2 separate regions of the Homo sapiens genome follow, and region 1 is linked to region 2. Evidence: read pairs that join two places in POLR2A ChIA-PET (ENCODE). Cell type or tissue: Panc1. All regions are shown on one strand. Links, peaks and the distances in the headings refer to the core of each region. The heading gives the core; the rest is flanking DNA. Region 1 holds the start of LOC105379034 (a long non-coding RNA gene). Region 2 has its middle 34 kb from the start of ENC1.

Region 1 (7,949 bases), core at 1,320-6,319, 660 kb before region 2:
CTTCCGAGTAGTATGGGTCTCTGTGTGAGAAACCAGGAGATATTTTCATCTTGTTCGGAAATACTTGTATGTATTTTGGTGTCAATAAATATCTTGTACCTCATTATTTTACTTTGTAATTTTAACATTATGTGTAGGACCATAGTAAAACATTCATTTCACACAGACATCTAATCTCACCTCGTGAAAAGTGAAAATAAAGGAAAACTATTAGATTCATCCAAAAATGCAACACCTACTGGGAGTGAGATGTGATAGGAACAGAAAAAAAAAAAAAAAAATCACCCGGATCTCAATAGTTTTTTCTCCCTACTTAAAGTTGTTAAGTTGGATATCTACATTGTGTTTTTACTTAGGCAAGTCCAATCCTAATTTTTTTAAAAGCCCCTTTTGGGGGCAGTCTTTTTCTGACTTTAGCTGGCTATTTTTGTAACAATTACATTAAAAATTCGGTGACTGATCTTTTCACAGAATGGATATAACTTATTAAACTTCTATTCAATCACTTCACCTCTAAGCTGAACTCTTCAATTACAACATGTATCTCCCATTCCTAAAGACATCTAGAAATATCTGTCTTTCCTCTTTCTTCAATAAAGTCTAGTCCAGGATCCTATATCTCTTGAATGAAAAGCATGCAGATATTTCAGTCTAAATCCTTTCTCCAATAACTATAAATATCTTTCCTTTCTTCATGAAATTATATATAGAAATAGTGAAAATATGTTAAGATGTTCAAAATCCTCATGGGGTTCTTTCTTTCTTTAAAAATGTGTGAGCTCTGGATTTTCAAGACCTGCAAAACAGGTCTGCATGCAGTTCCTCTGGGAAAGCCAGAGCATTTTTTAAGTACCTATATTCATAGGTTCCTCTGGGCAATTCTCTTATTTAATATGATGACTTTTCAATGGCATATAACTACATTTCAAAGCTTTCTTGATGATAAGTTCTTCCTTTTCACCATGTCCCCACTATGTAATGAGCTCAGATCCTGCTATGGTCTGAATGTCTTAATGTTTATATCCCCCCCAGGTTTGTATGTTGAAAACCTAATCACCAATGCATTGATTATTAGGTGGACCTTTAGGGGGTGAGTAGAGCATAAGGATGGGGCCCTCATGAATGGGATTAGTGCCCTTATAAAAGCGGCACTAGAGAGCTCTCTTGCCCCTTTGCCATGTGGAGGATGCAGCAAGAGGACACCTTCTATGAACCAGGAAGTTGGCCCTCACCAGACATGGAATCTGCTGGTGCCTTGACCTTGGACTTCCTGGCCTCCAAACTGTGAGAAATAATAAGTTTCTATTGTGTGTAATACACCAAGTTTATGGTCTTTTGTTATAGTAGCCCAAACAGACTAAGGTCTCAAGACAGAGTCACAGAGTGACTCTAGCACAAATTTACTAATCTTAAGAGATGACCACCCTATTTTTCAGGATCATAAATGGGTTTCCCCAAAAGGACCTATTTTTCTCACCAAGTTAAGAGCTTAAAGGAAACACTCATTCCTTTAGAGATCTGTCCTAGAAAGAAAAGCAATATTTTTGCTCTGTCCCTTCCAGGCTGCATGAATTTATTCATCATTTCATTTAGAGTCCAAGCTACTCTGCATTTCATCAGGACTACATAATTCCTGGAATCGTGCAACACTTCCCAGCCCACTCACAGTTGAAGCCCTATTCATTAAGAAAAGGGTAACAGCCCTTGGCACAGAGGACTTGCTGTGTGTGTGAGTTATGTAAGGTGAAGAATGTGAGCATAATTACATCATGGGGTGACAAAGAAGTGGAGAGGAATATGTATTTCTTCCTGTGACCTAGGAATACATGAGCTACTTTCAAACTGAGAACCAACCTGAGATTGTTAATGTCCAACCTCTGTATCTCTCTCATTGAGAGGCAGCAGAGCATAGAAATTGAAAGTATGGATTCTGGATCCACATCTGCCACTAACTCGTTGTGTGTCCTTGGCATGTTACTTCACCTCGCTCTGTTTCCATTTCCTTATTTATAAAACAGGGATGACTACCTTATGGAATCGTTGCAAGAATTAAATTATTAATATATGCAATATGCTTAGAATAGAGCTTGGGATATACTAATCACTTAATATATGCTAGCCATTATTATCATATTATTTTAAAAATCTGTTAATAATTGCTCAGCCTAGTCCCAGTCTTTAGGCAGATTTCTTCCGCATAGCCAGAAAAAGTGAATAGAAAATTCAAGTGTCTGGAGATTGCTAGACGTAAGACTGGGGAAAGTTAGGTAAGTTGAAAGTTAGCTTTCAACTTATTTGCATTTCTAAATCTCCTCTTAACTCATGTATTCAGTAAACATTTATTGACGGTCCGCTAAAGGCCAAGCAATCTGTGTGGGACAAAATAAAGATTAATAAGTATGCAAGCTATTGGAGAAGACTAACACATGAACAGATGATCCTAAAGTAGAGAGGTGCCAATAATTATATAGAGAAGTACAAGTTGCTATAGGAGCTCACAGGAAGAGCACATTGGGGCCTAGTAATACGTGAAATGGAGGGAGTTGTTCTAAAGAAGAAGATGCTTGAGGCTGGAAGGATAAAGAGCAGGAGTAGGGAAAGACATTCTAAGCAAGGAAAATGCTATGGTTTGAATATGTCCTCAAATTTCATTTGTTGGAAACTTAATCCCAGAATTTTTAATTGATTGAAGGTGAGGTCTTTGGGAGGTAATTAGGATTAGATAAGGTCAGAGTGAGGCCCCCATGATGGGATTGGTTACTTTCTAAGAAGAGGAAGAGAGACCTGAGCTGACATGCATGCTCTTGCCCTCTTGCCATATGATACATTCTGCCATGTTATGACAAAGCAAAGAAGGCCCCAGATGCCAACACCATGCTCTTGGACTTCCCAGCCTCTAGAACTGTAAGATTGTAACATTTTGAAATAAATTACCCAGTCTCAGATATTCAGTTATCATAACAGAAAATGGACTAAGACAGAGGGAAACCTGAGCCAAAGTCTGGAGGTTTGAAACAAAAGACATGAGAGACTGTGGCATACGTTTGGAGATACCCAGAATGATTTCCTCCCCTCTAGATTAAGGTGTCCAATGAGAATGTCCATCTATCTCTGCCTCTTTCAAGCACTCTATATAAGAAGTGGGGAAATGTGGAAGTCCACCCCTGCCCTCGTTGGAACTGATCAGGTTCCAGGCTATGGAGCAATAGCGGACTCCTTCCTGGGATGCTATGCTCTTAAAGTGTAACCAAATGCCCTCTCATCCCCTCACCTTTCCACATCCACCTCTTCCATAAAGCAATGTAGGTTCTGGTCAAATGGGGAATTGGATATCTTCCTATTTGATCCCACGCCACAAGAAACTAAGAGTAAAAGGGGTCCTGGGATCACCTGAAGATGCTTATTGGAACAGAGGGGACCAAGAGGATGCCTAAGTGTACCGCTAAGGGGTGGATTGATGACTTGCATGATAACCCACAAGGCAAGATTGTAAGTGGAGAAAAAAAGAGACAGGCTCATGTACCTCTTCTGCTTTATTTTTTACCCAACCCTGATGCTACCCATAGCTCCCTGTTTTAATCTACCACCTAGGGCTGAGTGGAGCATGGAAAAGAAAAAAAGGAGGGGAACACATGGAAGATTCCAGAATTATCTTGATTGACATGCAGAGTTTGCTCTTTTCTTTCCTGACTGCCTCTCATGCACAGATGTCCCTCTACCAATGTGAGACAGGCAGCAAAAAAATATGGAAAAGCCAAACAGACTTGGGCCCTACTTACTGGATCTCCCCCAGGGCCACAGGGTTGCACACCACCAGGGGGCACTATTCATGCTCTGGAGCACACATACGCGTAGATTCCAACGTGAGTGGAAACTTATGGAGTTGTACAATCCTGCAACCTTGCTTCTGAGCTAGGTTTGCTTACCTATGAAATGAGGATAATAATAGCTATGTCCGGATCACCTGAAGTCAGGAGTTCGAGACCAGCCTGGCCAACATGGCGAAACCCCGTCTCTACTAAAAATACAAAAATTAGCCAGGCATGGTGGCAGGTGCCTGTAGTCCCAGCTACTCGAGAGGCTGAGGCAGGAGAATTGCTTGAACCTGGGAGGCGGAGGTTACAGTGGGCCGAGATCGTGTCACTGCACTCCAGCCTGGGGGACAAGAGCGAGACTTCGTCTCAAAATAAATAAATAAATAAATAAATAAAAAATAATAACAATAGCCATGTCTTGCAGGGCTGTTGTGAACTACTTGAAGAAGCCCAGTGCAGTAAACGGCATACAGTCAGCACTCTAAAAATGAGAGCAGTTGTTATATGCTGGGGATAGGGGTAGAAAGAAGGCAGGCTTGGGCATGCTCAAGAATCGAAGTAGCTAGGGCATCGCTACTTTGGTTTTGTCCAGCTCATTTTCCCGTGCTGAGAGATGTCGAAGATCAAAGCCTGTTAGGATGCTGGGCTCAGAGTAAGAGCTTCATGCTACTTATTGGATGAGAGGATGAACAAGAGTCTTTGGAAATCAGAGATCAAAGGGTCGTCAGAACTAGAACTAGAACTCTGATCCATTACATTTCTTTGCCTCTGGCTGGTGAGTTCAAAGCAGTCAGCTCGAGTTGATGATTGAACATCGTTTTGGGTGAAGTAACAAGGGACCATGGTTCAGTGGTTCTGTAGAAGCTTCATGGCTGAGAAACTTCAACATGCCATTATTTGAATCCTAGTTGTCTACTCTTTGAATGGCAGAAAGTCAAAGGTTTTAGATACTACCAGCAGCTATGGGTCTCATAACAATTGCCCAAGGAGAAAGAATGAACTTGGTACGAACACAGGATTATATTTTCTTTGCTAATTTCACTAGATTCTATAGTTACATTAGAGAACTGTTCCTTATTTCTGGAAGAGCCCCAATTTCCACCTTCCCCTTTTTTATGCATAGGTCTGGCAATAAATTTAACTTGGCTCTGTCTCCAGGCAATCCAGGGTTAAACTGTCTCCTAGGGCACACAATTTCAGTCCCTAGGGAAAGTATGAAAAACCTTCTCTTCTTGTTCAGAAGCTCAATTGAGTGTCTCCATTTTATTTCATAAATGAGATCTGATTTGTCTCCTAACATGTATTTTTACTTACTCAAGAGTGTGTCTAAGTTCTTTTCTTTCTCTCCTGAGCTGGTTTTGGGTTGTTTGCCTATTCATAGAAGGAAACAGTGAGGGAGAAAGCAGCTAGAACTCTGATGAATGGTTTACTTCTTGTTAGCAACCCAAGTTAAACATTTAATGATGGAAGCGGGTATGGGCTGAAATGCCATTTGGGGGTAAATGCCTGGCTTCATTTTTTCATGCTCTCTTTACCACTACTCGCCCCAGCCCCTCACACCCTGTATAATGTCTGAGCAGGTTTTCTGCATAGTTGCCAGTGCTTATTTTTACAATCTCTAACATAACAGCTTCAAATATAAACACAAACATAGCCAGCATGAACGACAGCATCTGCATTGGCCACGGAGCTAAAACAGGCTCTTAGAAATGTGCTTGACATTTCCCGTGGCAGCTTCACAGCCTCCTTGGAAAGCCTTGGTCCACCTCTCTGCTGCTGACAAGCTCTGATTTGGGTAAGATGCTGGCAGGTGCCAGCAAAGGACAATAGGCTTTTAATTAAGGTCTGTAGAGCCATAGCTCAGGAAACACACCTCCTGAAGAGTTTTTTTTTTTTTTTTTTTTTTTTTTAAAAACACTTGCGTTTCTTCTTGCTACCCTACGAACAGTAACTGTGTGCTCCATCGAGGCAACTGTGGTCGTTAATCTTCCGTAGCACAGGAATTGCTAGTAACATAAAGGTAGTAATGGGATTATGTTTTCTTTTCTTTTTTTTTTTTGCAATAGCTTAGAAAATTAATGTTAACTTCTGTTCCTAGTTTGGGGCAGTTTTTACTATGATGAAGCTGAATGTGATCATACAACTCCATCTTTCCATCCAAACTCCCTCCATGCAAATTTCTTATTATATCTGACACAGAATTAATGTAAACATTTTTGTAATGGCCATATTTTGAGTCACTCACTTAGAGGAAGGTTTTCTAATGTGGAATCTGAGCCTGTTAAGCATCGTTGCTATGGAGACTATGAGAGTTGGATTAATTAAGGCTTGAACAGATGTGAAGTGTGCAGAATGCACTATTTTCTGTTAGTAATTAAAGAGGGTATGTGTGTACGTGAGAGAGAAAGAAAAATAGAGACAATCCGAGACAAAGCAGTCAGACGTGCTTGGCACCGGACATGTGACATTTTCTTCAGTAGAACTAACTGCTGATAACTCTGCTGACACTACTCTATTTTCTCCTCCACCCATGCCAGACAGAATAATTGCTTGAAATGGCCAAGCAGTCCAACCTTTCTTTCTTTTTTGGTCTGATTTATGATAGGCCCAGGAATATACAAAAACATGTTCTTGGATCAGTGAGTTCAAACGACCCATCTCTCTGAACACTCGAAAGTCAAACTGGACTGTGTAAATGGTTTTTAAGCTGCCTGGCAGGAAGGCCAAGTTTGCAGACTGGAGCTCTATTAGTTGTCCAGCCCCCTGGTAGTATTGTCATCAGCGAATTGATAGCCAAGAGAGACACTGGCTGCGCAACTGCCAAGGAGAAATTGTCATGGGAATGCCTTTAAGACTGGAAAGTGAATGAAACATCAGTCTGGTTTGAGTTTAATTTGGAGAATATTTGTTTCAGTTTGAACTAAATCTTTTGCTTTTTAAAACACTGTATTTCTATTTTCTCTTAAGTAATATAGTAACATGAGGTTTAGGTCTGAATTCAGCAGATTAGGTTCCATTGGAATCCTGCTTAGTGGCCCCAGTGAGTGGTGTCCCCATATAGCCTCCTGGTTGGCAGGAAGTAGTTAATGGCTTAAAAATGTCTAAAGGCTTTTCTGCTGGGTTGGCAGCAGTTTTGCTTGAACTGGTAGCTTTTGAAGCATGATCATTTTTTGTTTGTCTCGCAGCTGTGGAGGTGGGGTTGTCTGAATCAAAAAGCATCACAGAGGTACTTTGTTTCCTGGTGGACTGTGTCCTGGTGGCCCAAATTTGGCCTCTTCCCACCCACAGACTATGCAGGATGAGTTAGAAAGTAATGATGCAATGGGGAATTGCGTGGCCTGGGAGGTCAAGTGTTTGTGTATGTGTGTGTGTGGTGGTGTGTGCAAGAGCACACTCTCAACTAAAGCATGTGTCTCGTCAAACTCCTACACCTCTAAGGAGTCAGGCACATCCACAGACATAAGTTTTCCCAGTCTTGCCATGTCTCTACATGTCACTAATTACAGCCTGATTCTGTGAGGGTTTCAGTCTATGAATGGGGCAGTTTAAAACAAAACAAAACAAACAAACAAACAAAAAACAACTAGGTGAAGGCTGCAGGCAGCACTCTTCCATCTTAGAAATCAGACATCTTTTGGTTGTGCTATTAAGAGCCATAGAGACAGGGAAACAGGGACAAATTGGATCAATGTGAATTTATCACTATCTGGGGAGAAAACTTAAGTCTGCATCTTCATTTCCGCATTGTCCTCTACAACTGCGACCTAAAGTTCACTCACCCTTAAACATGACTGTTAAATCTGTTGTATATTCCATGTTTCTTGTCATTTGAGGATTATGTCCATTTATCTCATCGGAGAAAGCATTTAGTGAGGCTACAGAAAGTAGTATTTGCCATTTGAATCAACTGTGATTGATTTTTACATCTCTGGGTATTAATAAGAAAAGTGACTTATTAAATATAATTCTGTTTGCCTTTTCTTTCTCCCCACCACATATAGATACAGGAGAAAGTATATTCTGGGTACTTTGTGAACTGAAAAGGAAATTGGGGTGAGAGAAAAAACAACAGCAGTGGTTCAATGCCTTTGAAGGGACATCTGTTAAATGCTTTAGGAAAAGAGCAACAATGGA
Region 2 (7,949 bases), core at 1,725-6,724:
CAATGCAACAAAATAGAGGACCCAGAAATAAATTCATGCATTTAAAGCTATCTGAGCTTTGACAAAGGCACCAAGAAAACACACTGAGGAAAGGAAGTGTCTTCAATAAATGGTGCTGGGAAAACTGGATCTCCACATGCAGAAGAATGAAACTAGACCCCAATTTCTTACCACTTACAAAAACCAAATCAAAACAGACTAAAGACTTAAATATAAGACCCCAAACTATGAAACTACTAAAAGAAAACATAGGGGAAATACTTCATGACATTGATCTGGGTAATAATTTTTTTAATCAGACCTCAAAAGCACAGGTGACAAAAGTGAAATAGACAAGCAGGATTACATCAAACTGAAAAGCTTCTGCACAGCAAAGGAAACAATCCGCAGAGTGGTGAGGCAATCAACAGAATGGGAGAAAATATTCACAAACTATGCACCTAAAAAGGGATTACTATCCAGAATATGTAAGAAAGTCAAAAAACTCAATAGCAAAAAAAAAAAAAAAAAATCTAACTTTAAAATGGACAAAAGACTGACATTTCTCAAAAGAAGTTATACAAATGGCCAACAGGTTATGAAAAAGTACTCAATATCACTAAGCATTGGGGAAATGCAAACCAAAACCACAATGAGATATCATCTCACCCCAGTTAGAATGGCTACTATCAAAAAGACAAAAAATAAACAAATGTTACGAGGATGTGGATAAAGGGGAACTTGTACACTGTGGTGGGAATGTAAATTTGTATAGCCATTACAGACAACAGTATGGAGTTCCTCAATAAGTTAACAATAAAACTACCATATGAACCAACAATCCCACCACTGGGTGTATATCCAAAGGAAAGGAAATCAGTGTGTGGAAGAGGTATCTGCATTCCCATGTTTATTGCAGCACTAATCACAATAGCCAAGATATGGAATCACCCTAAGTGTCCATCAATGGATGAATGTATTAAAAAATTGTGGTATATATGCACAACAGAATACTATTCAGCCATAAAAAGAATGAAATCCTTTATTTGAGACAACATGCATAAATGTAGAAGACATTAAGTAAAATAAGCCAAGCACAGAAGAGCAAATACCACATGATTTCATTTATGTGGAATCTTAAAAAGTTGATCTCATAGAAGTAGGGAGTAGAGGCTGGGTGCGGTGGCTCACGCATGTAATCCCAGCAATTTGGGAGGCCGAGGCAGGTGGATCACCTGAGGTCAAGAGTTCCAGACCAGTCTGGCGAACATGGTGAAACCCCGTCTCAACTAAAAATACAAAAATTAGCCAGGCATGGTGGCAGGCGCCTGTAATCCCAGCTACTGGGGAGGCTGAGGCAGGAAAATCATTTGAACCCAGGAGGTGGAATTGCAGTGAGACGAGATTGCACCATTGCACTCCAGCCTAGGTGACAGAGATTCTGTCTCAAAAAAAAAAAGTAGAGAGTAGAACAGTGGTTACCAGAGGAAAAAAAGAAGGGAGATGAGGAGAGGTTGGTGAAGAGGTACAAAGTTACAGTTAGATATGAGAAATAAGTTCTGGTGTGATATTGCACAGTAGGGTGACTATAGTAAATAACAATGTATTGCATATTTTCAAAATACCTAGAAGAGAGGATTTTGAATGTTCCCACCAGAAAGAAATAATAAACATTTGAGATAACGGATATGCTAATTACCCTGACTGATTGTCATAACAGTGTATATATGCATCAAAATACCACAATGTACCCCATAAATATGTACAATTATAATGTGTCAATTAAAAACAAAATAGGGCTGGGCACGATGGCTCACACTTGCAATGCCAACAATTTGGGAGGCTGAAGCAGGCGGATCACCTGAGGTCAGAAATTTGAGACCAGTGTGGCCAACATGGTGAGACTCCGTCTCTACTAAAAATACAAAAAAAATGGCCAGGCGTGGTGGCGGGCACTTGTAATCCCAGCTACTCAGGAGGCTGAGGCAGAAGAGTCACTTGAACCAGGGAGGTGGATATTGCAGTGAGCCAAGACAGCACCATTGCATTCCAGCCTAGGCAACAAGAGCAAAACTCCAGCTCAAAAAAAAAAAGAAGAAAGAAAAAAAAAAGAAAACGTTTCAAAAATAAAAAACTAAAAACGATAGTATTTTAATTTGCATTTCTGTGAAATTGACAATTTTCATGTGTTTAATTAGATTGATTTTCTCTTTAATATTCATGTTCCTTTTTATTTTCAATTAGCCCACTGTTATCATTTAAAAAAATTTTTCAGCCAGGCGCAGTGGTTCACGCCTGTAATCCCAGCACTTTGGGAGGCCGAGGAGGGTAAATCACTCGAGGTCAGAAGTTCGAGACCAACCTGGCCAACATAGCAAAACCCCATTTCTATTAAAAATATAAAAATTAGCCAGGAGTGGTGGCGCACGCCTGGATTCCCAGCTATTTGGGAGGCTGAGGCAGGAGAATTACGTGAACCCAGGAGGCAGAGGTTGCAGTGAGCTGAGATCGTGCCATTGCATTCCAACATGGATGACAAGAGCGAAACTCCATCTCAAAAAGAAAAAGAAAAAAAAACTCAGTTTTTGCTTTAAAATATTTTAATATAGAGAACCATTTATGTTAATTCTGACCTGTGACCATCACACAAATAATACAACTTTCATTTGAGATACTTATTTAAATACAACTCATTTTTATCTCAAATTAACTCAACCACTCTAAAACTGACCACAATGTACCCTTTTACTGGACATATAGTCTTTCCTTGCTTATGTTCTTATAGCTTGCCTCTTTTCTTTTCTATATGTATGTTTTTTATGTACAGTCATACACTGCATATTGATGTTTCAGTCAGCAACAGACCGCATATACAATGGTGGTAGTATAAGATTGTAACACTGTATTTTTACTATACCTTTTTTATGTTTAGATACACAAATTGTGTTCCAATTTTGCCTACAGTAACATGCTATACAGGCTTGTAGCCTAGGAGCAATAGGCTATACCATACACCCTAGCTATGTAGTAGGGTATACCATTCAGATTTGCGCAAATACTCTCTATGATGTTTGCACAATGACAAAATCGCTCAGCGACACATTTCTCAGAAAGTATTTCCGTTGTTAAGTGATGCATGACTGTGTATATAAAAGTACATATACAATCATAATACACATGTATATACTTTTGTGTATATACTCCTATTCATACACATGTATATAAAGGAGACATACATGTGTGTGTATATATATGTATGTGTACCTATGTGCACATACATGCATACACAATGTGCAAACAGAGGCAAAAAGAGGAGATAAAATTGAATTTATTCCCTTTGGTTTAGTCACCAGCCCAAGAAAGTATTTGACGAAGTTATAGGTGTCAATTATACATATAGATGTCAAATATTCTTGTCCATAGAAGCATAGAAAATTAAAAACTGAATGTAAAATAAAAATATTAAGTAATGAGAACATTTTATTTAAAAAAAAAAAAAAAAAAAAAGCAGTCATGGGGCCGGGTGTGGTGGCTCACGCCTGTAATCCCAGCCCTTTGGGAGGCTGAGGCGGGTGGATCACCTGAGGTCAGGAGTTCAAGACCAGCCTGACCAACATGGTGAAACCCTGTCTCTACTAAAAATACAAAAAAATTAGCTGGGCATGGTGGCACATGCCTGTAACCCCAGCTACTCGGGAGGCTGAGGCAAGAGAATAGCTTGAACCTGGGAGGCAGAGGTTGCAATGAGCTTAGACGCGCCATTGCACTCCAACCTGGGCAGCAAGGACAAAACTCCATTTCAAAGAAAAAAAAAAAAGAAAAAAAAGCAGACATTTGGGTTTTTTTAAAGTAACTACTTGGAAGGTTGTACATTGATTTCACTGAAAACATTTTCTTAGAGTCCTCATTTGCAATTACCTTCAAAATTAGTTTCTGAGTCTCCTTTACTTTTATTCCAAACGATATTACTCTGGTTGACTATGATTTTTATTCATTTATTTTGATTTAACCTACTTTGGGAGGATTCCAATAGTAAAGTTTCTCTCATGTGAAGTACTAGAGAATTGCCACAATGTATCTGTCCATATTAGTACATATTCCTGAGAATCTAACAGAGGTTGGGAGGAGGTTTTATTTATTTATTTATTTATTTATTTATTTATTGAGACATAGTTTCACTCTTGTTGCCCAGGCTGGAGTGCAATGGCGCTATCTCAGCTTACTGCAACCTCTGCCTCCCTGATTCAAGCAATTCTTCTCCCTCAGCCTCCTGAGTAGCTGGGATTACAGGCATGAGCCATCATGCCAAACTAATTTTGTATTTTTAGTGCAGACGGGGTTTCACCATGTTGGTCAGGCTGATCTTGAACTCCCGACCTCAGGTGATCCACTCACCTCGGCCTCCCAAAGTGCTGGCATTACAGGCATGATCCACCGCGCCCAGCCAATAGGAGGTTTTAGAATACAAATATAAGACATCTGAAGGTGCTGACTTCCAAGGAGTCCAGGTTCATCTGCATATGTTGGTTTCAGTGGGCCTCTCCATCACGTCAGCAAGTGTGCCATGCATAACCTATACCACCAAATGTGATGGCCCTGCTTCTTGAATGTGCACTTGAAAAATCTTTGAAAATCTTGAGTCCTTACTCAGATTTGCTTTTATTTTCCAGAAACTCAGAAAAGTTGTGTAAAATCAAAATTAAACTGAAATTAGTGTAGGAGAGAGAGAGAGAGATCACCTCCACGTCCATCACCCCCACTCTCTCTTAGCTCTCATGTGAGCTCTTTGGCTGTGTCTAGGAACCAAACTGACGTAAGAAAGATGAGCAAGAGAAAAGCATATACATTTTTGTTTTGCGGGGATTTTTTGCTTGTTTGTCTTTGTTTTTAGGGTCTCACTATATTGCCCAGGCTGGTCTCAAACTCCTACAATCTAACAATCCTCCTGTCTTAGCCTCACAAGTAGCTGGGATTACAGGCATGAGCCAGCCACAACCAGCCAAGTTTCATTAGTTTTACATGTACCGGGGGTCTCCACTTTAAGAGTGAAGTCCGAAGAAATGGCCAAAGCAAGATGCTTTTATACTTTTTAGACAAAGAACAATAAATTTGTGAAGAAATGACAGGACAAAGGGGAACTGGCCAGGGACATAAATTCTAGGGGAGTCCCTAGGAGATATATGGCAGAGTATAAAAGCAGTAGATGATAAGGGTTACTTTGGGAAGTTTACTTATTTGGGTCCATTGCAGCCCTAATTCCCAGTCTTCTGGTGATAAGGTCTATTTTCTTGCTCTGGTACAGGAAAGGCCCCCCTCCTGGAGTAATCTTTATGGCTGGCTGCATGCAAGAACAGACAGGTCAGCAAGCCCTTTCTGAAACTATAATTTCTCCAACATTTTCAACTCAAAATAATGAATATAACAATGCAGCATATTTTGGGATGGCATATCCTTCACTACTTTATTAGTAAGACTTCACTATATCAGATTTAACAAGGTTTTGTTAAATGATCTGTGTACCCACAATTTTGAGCACCACATTTTCTGATGAAATATGAATTAGTGAAGTCTACAAAGGTATAATACCACAATTTAGAACATTATCATGTGGCGATCCTTTGAGTATAGAATGGTGTTTATGTCAATATTAATTCTGAAAATTCCTAAGATGCCCATTTTCTGAGGTGAAATCAGCAATGTGATTGATTATTCATTTAAAAAACACTCGGGCATCTCAGCAACCATGAACTAATGTCTTTGGTAGATCAATAATTTTTTCACTCCAATCACAAGAAGAAATCCAGAGCATCAGAAAAGTCATCAGTAAAAACATTAAAAGATATGTGCCAGCTGTTTCTGGCAGAGTGTTGAAGAGGGGATGGAGCAAAACAATAAGAAATGTTTGCCATATGTTGGAAAATGAGGGGTAATGGAAAATATTCATAAACAAAGACTAACACTTGTCTGTATGTTATTCAGGTGCAGAGATAAAGCACATCCATCTTCAGTGACTCTTCTGAATGCAAATGACTCTAAGGCTCAGGCAGTCATTTCCAGAGTCTTGAAATCCCTTATGCAGTCTGAACCATCATTGGTGTCAGTTTTGCCTGCATAAGCACTTTAAGATGAAATCCTAACCTCTGAATTAGCATAAAACATTCTGTATAAAAATCATTCACATTAGAGGCTCTCTGTCAATTTTTGAACTGGCATTGCTATTGTCTTGTATTTTAAATCAGTTTAGAAATCTTTCCCCTTCTCTAATTCGTTTCCTTCGTTCTCAGTCTGACATTCCTCATCATTCCTGTCAGGTGGGTTACATCTGCTGTATTTGCTGGAGCCTACAGAGATTGGGGTGGGGGGAAAGAAAATATGGAATTTGCCCAACTAATGTGGTTCAAATCAAGCTCACGAGAAACCATTTTCCCTGCTTATATTTACACAGGTATGATAGATTTATTTCCCCCAGGAGTCCTCTGTTTTCTCCTGAAATTTGACCATGTGTGACTCATTTGTCTGTATGTTATTCAGCTGCACAGATAAAATACATCCATCTCTTCTAAATGCAAATTCTCAGCAAGAGTAAGCCGAGTAAGCTTTGTCACAGCAAGAAGCAAGAGGGCAGACATAGTGGACAAGAAAAACCCTACCGAGTAAAGGATCTCAAGATGCACACAGCTGTTCCCAAATGTTAGTCAGTGAATGAGGCAGTCATTGATGAATCTGATAGTGAATTTGATAACGTAGTTGGGGCTCAAACACTTGAGAGCTACATCCCCAGGACTTACGGGAGGGCCAGAGAAGCCAGAACTCAAGACTGCAGGAACCCAGGTGTGACTTTGGTGTCCACTATGTGGTCATATGGCCACCGTGTAGCCTCCTTACTCTGGACCACTTTGTTGAAATGGAGACCTATGGAGGTTGCCTAAAAAACTTTGCTTTAAAAATTCTTGAGAAGCAGAGGATTGACTAACTCAATTCTTAAATGAAAAGATATACCCCTGGAGCCATATGGAAATTTGTGGGAGGATTTGATTGTCACACTGATGGGGAGGCACCACTAGCGTTTAGTGGGTGGGGCCAGAGGCAGTAAACACCCTGCAACGTGTGGGATATGGTCCCCATGACAAATTTCCCTAACTTCTGCCCACATTTAAAATGTCCAATCACGGAAGTGAAAAAACACACGATATAATTATCTGAGCCATATATCTAACTCCATTTAACATATACACACAAGGTATTTTTAACAGTTTTAATACACATTGACTTTTTCAAGAACGCAACCATTGTGTGTAAATACTTTGTTTTGTTTGAAATTGACCAGCCTTTCAGTAAATCTCTGAGAACAAGGCATGGGTCTGCATATGTAATGTCACATTTTGTATATCGATACGAATGTACTTACCTTGCCTTTATTTCAAAATGTCAAATATAAAGAAAAAGTGTTGACAATATTCAGTTGAGTATTGTCTTACTTCTGTGAAGCTCAAACTAATTCATTACAAATAGTGGTATCGGACTTAGAACTGTCTTTTAGTTTGGCCATGCCAAAAATATGCACACTTTTATTATAAATTACTTTCCTTTTATTTTTCCTTTTTATTAGTTTGTGCTGGACCCTGCGGGCCCCACTGAGATCCCCACTTCAGGACCTCCCTAGCAGCTGAGAGCACTGATCGTGAGCAGCCAGGGCTTAGGGTCACCACCAACTCCCCACAATTGCTCCTGTCTGAAAAAGGCTGCCTCTTCCAAGGTCCTGCCCCATGACTCCTCCATAGGAGGAGCCCTCATCCACTTACTGGTCACTGGGGGATAATAAGGCCCCAATTAGGCACAATTCTACAAGAGCAATCTGCTCCAGAGCTCCCTGTGGGATCTGCTGGGTCGTGTGGAATTGCATGGCAGCGTGACCCAACTTTTCCCTCTGCCCAAGCCTGCTTCCATCTCCCTCTCACAGGTGTTGATCC

Evidence for each region. ChIA-PET counts read pairs that join two places held together with the same protein. Peaks named below come from ENCODE experiments on the same cell type or tissue, not always from the same donor. Only the 100,000 strongest peaks of a DNase experiment are listed, where the experiment ranks them.
Region 1: POLR2A ChIA-PET joins it to region 2 with 6 read pairs; 2 of 35 experiments call an interaction of 5 or more read pairs at or near these places.

Annotation. Positions count from the first base shown.
Region 1 is chr5:73,941,888-73,949,836 of GRCh38, forward strand. LOC105379034 (a long non-coding RNA gene) reads left to right here and starts at 4,211. Exons shown (of 4, transcript XR_001742745.1): 1 at 4,211-5,610. ARHGEF28 (Rho guanine nucleotide exchange factor 28) reads left to right here. Exons shown (of 36, transcript NM_001177693.2): 36 at 1-103. In Panc1, for the core only: a CTCF peak has its summit at 3,807 (motif pointing right); a DNase peak (open chromatin) is centred at 3,824.
Region 2 is chr5:74,602,908-74,610,856 of GRCh38, forward strand. No RefSeq gene overlaps it. Among named protein-coding and RNA genes, the nearest start is that of ENC1, 34 kb to the right of the region's middle. In Panc1, for the core only: no CTCF peak of the experiment used is centred there; no DNase peak of the experiment used is centred there.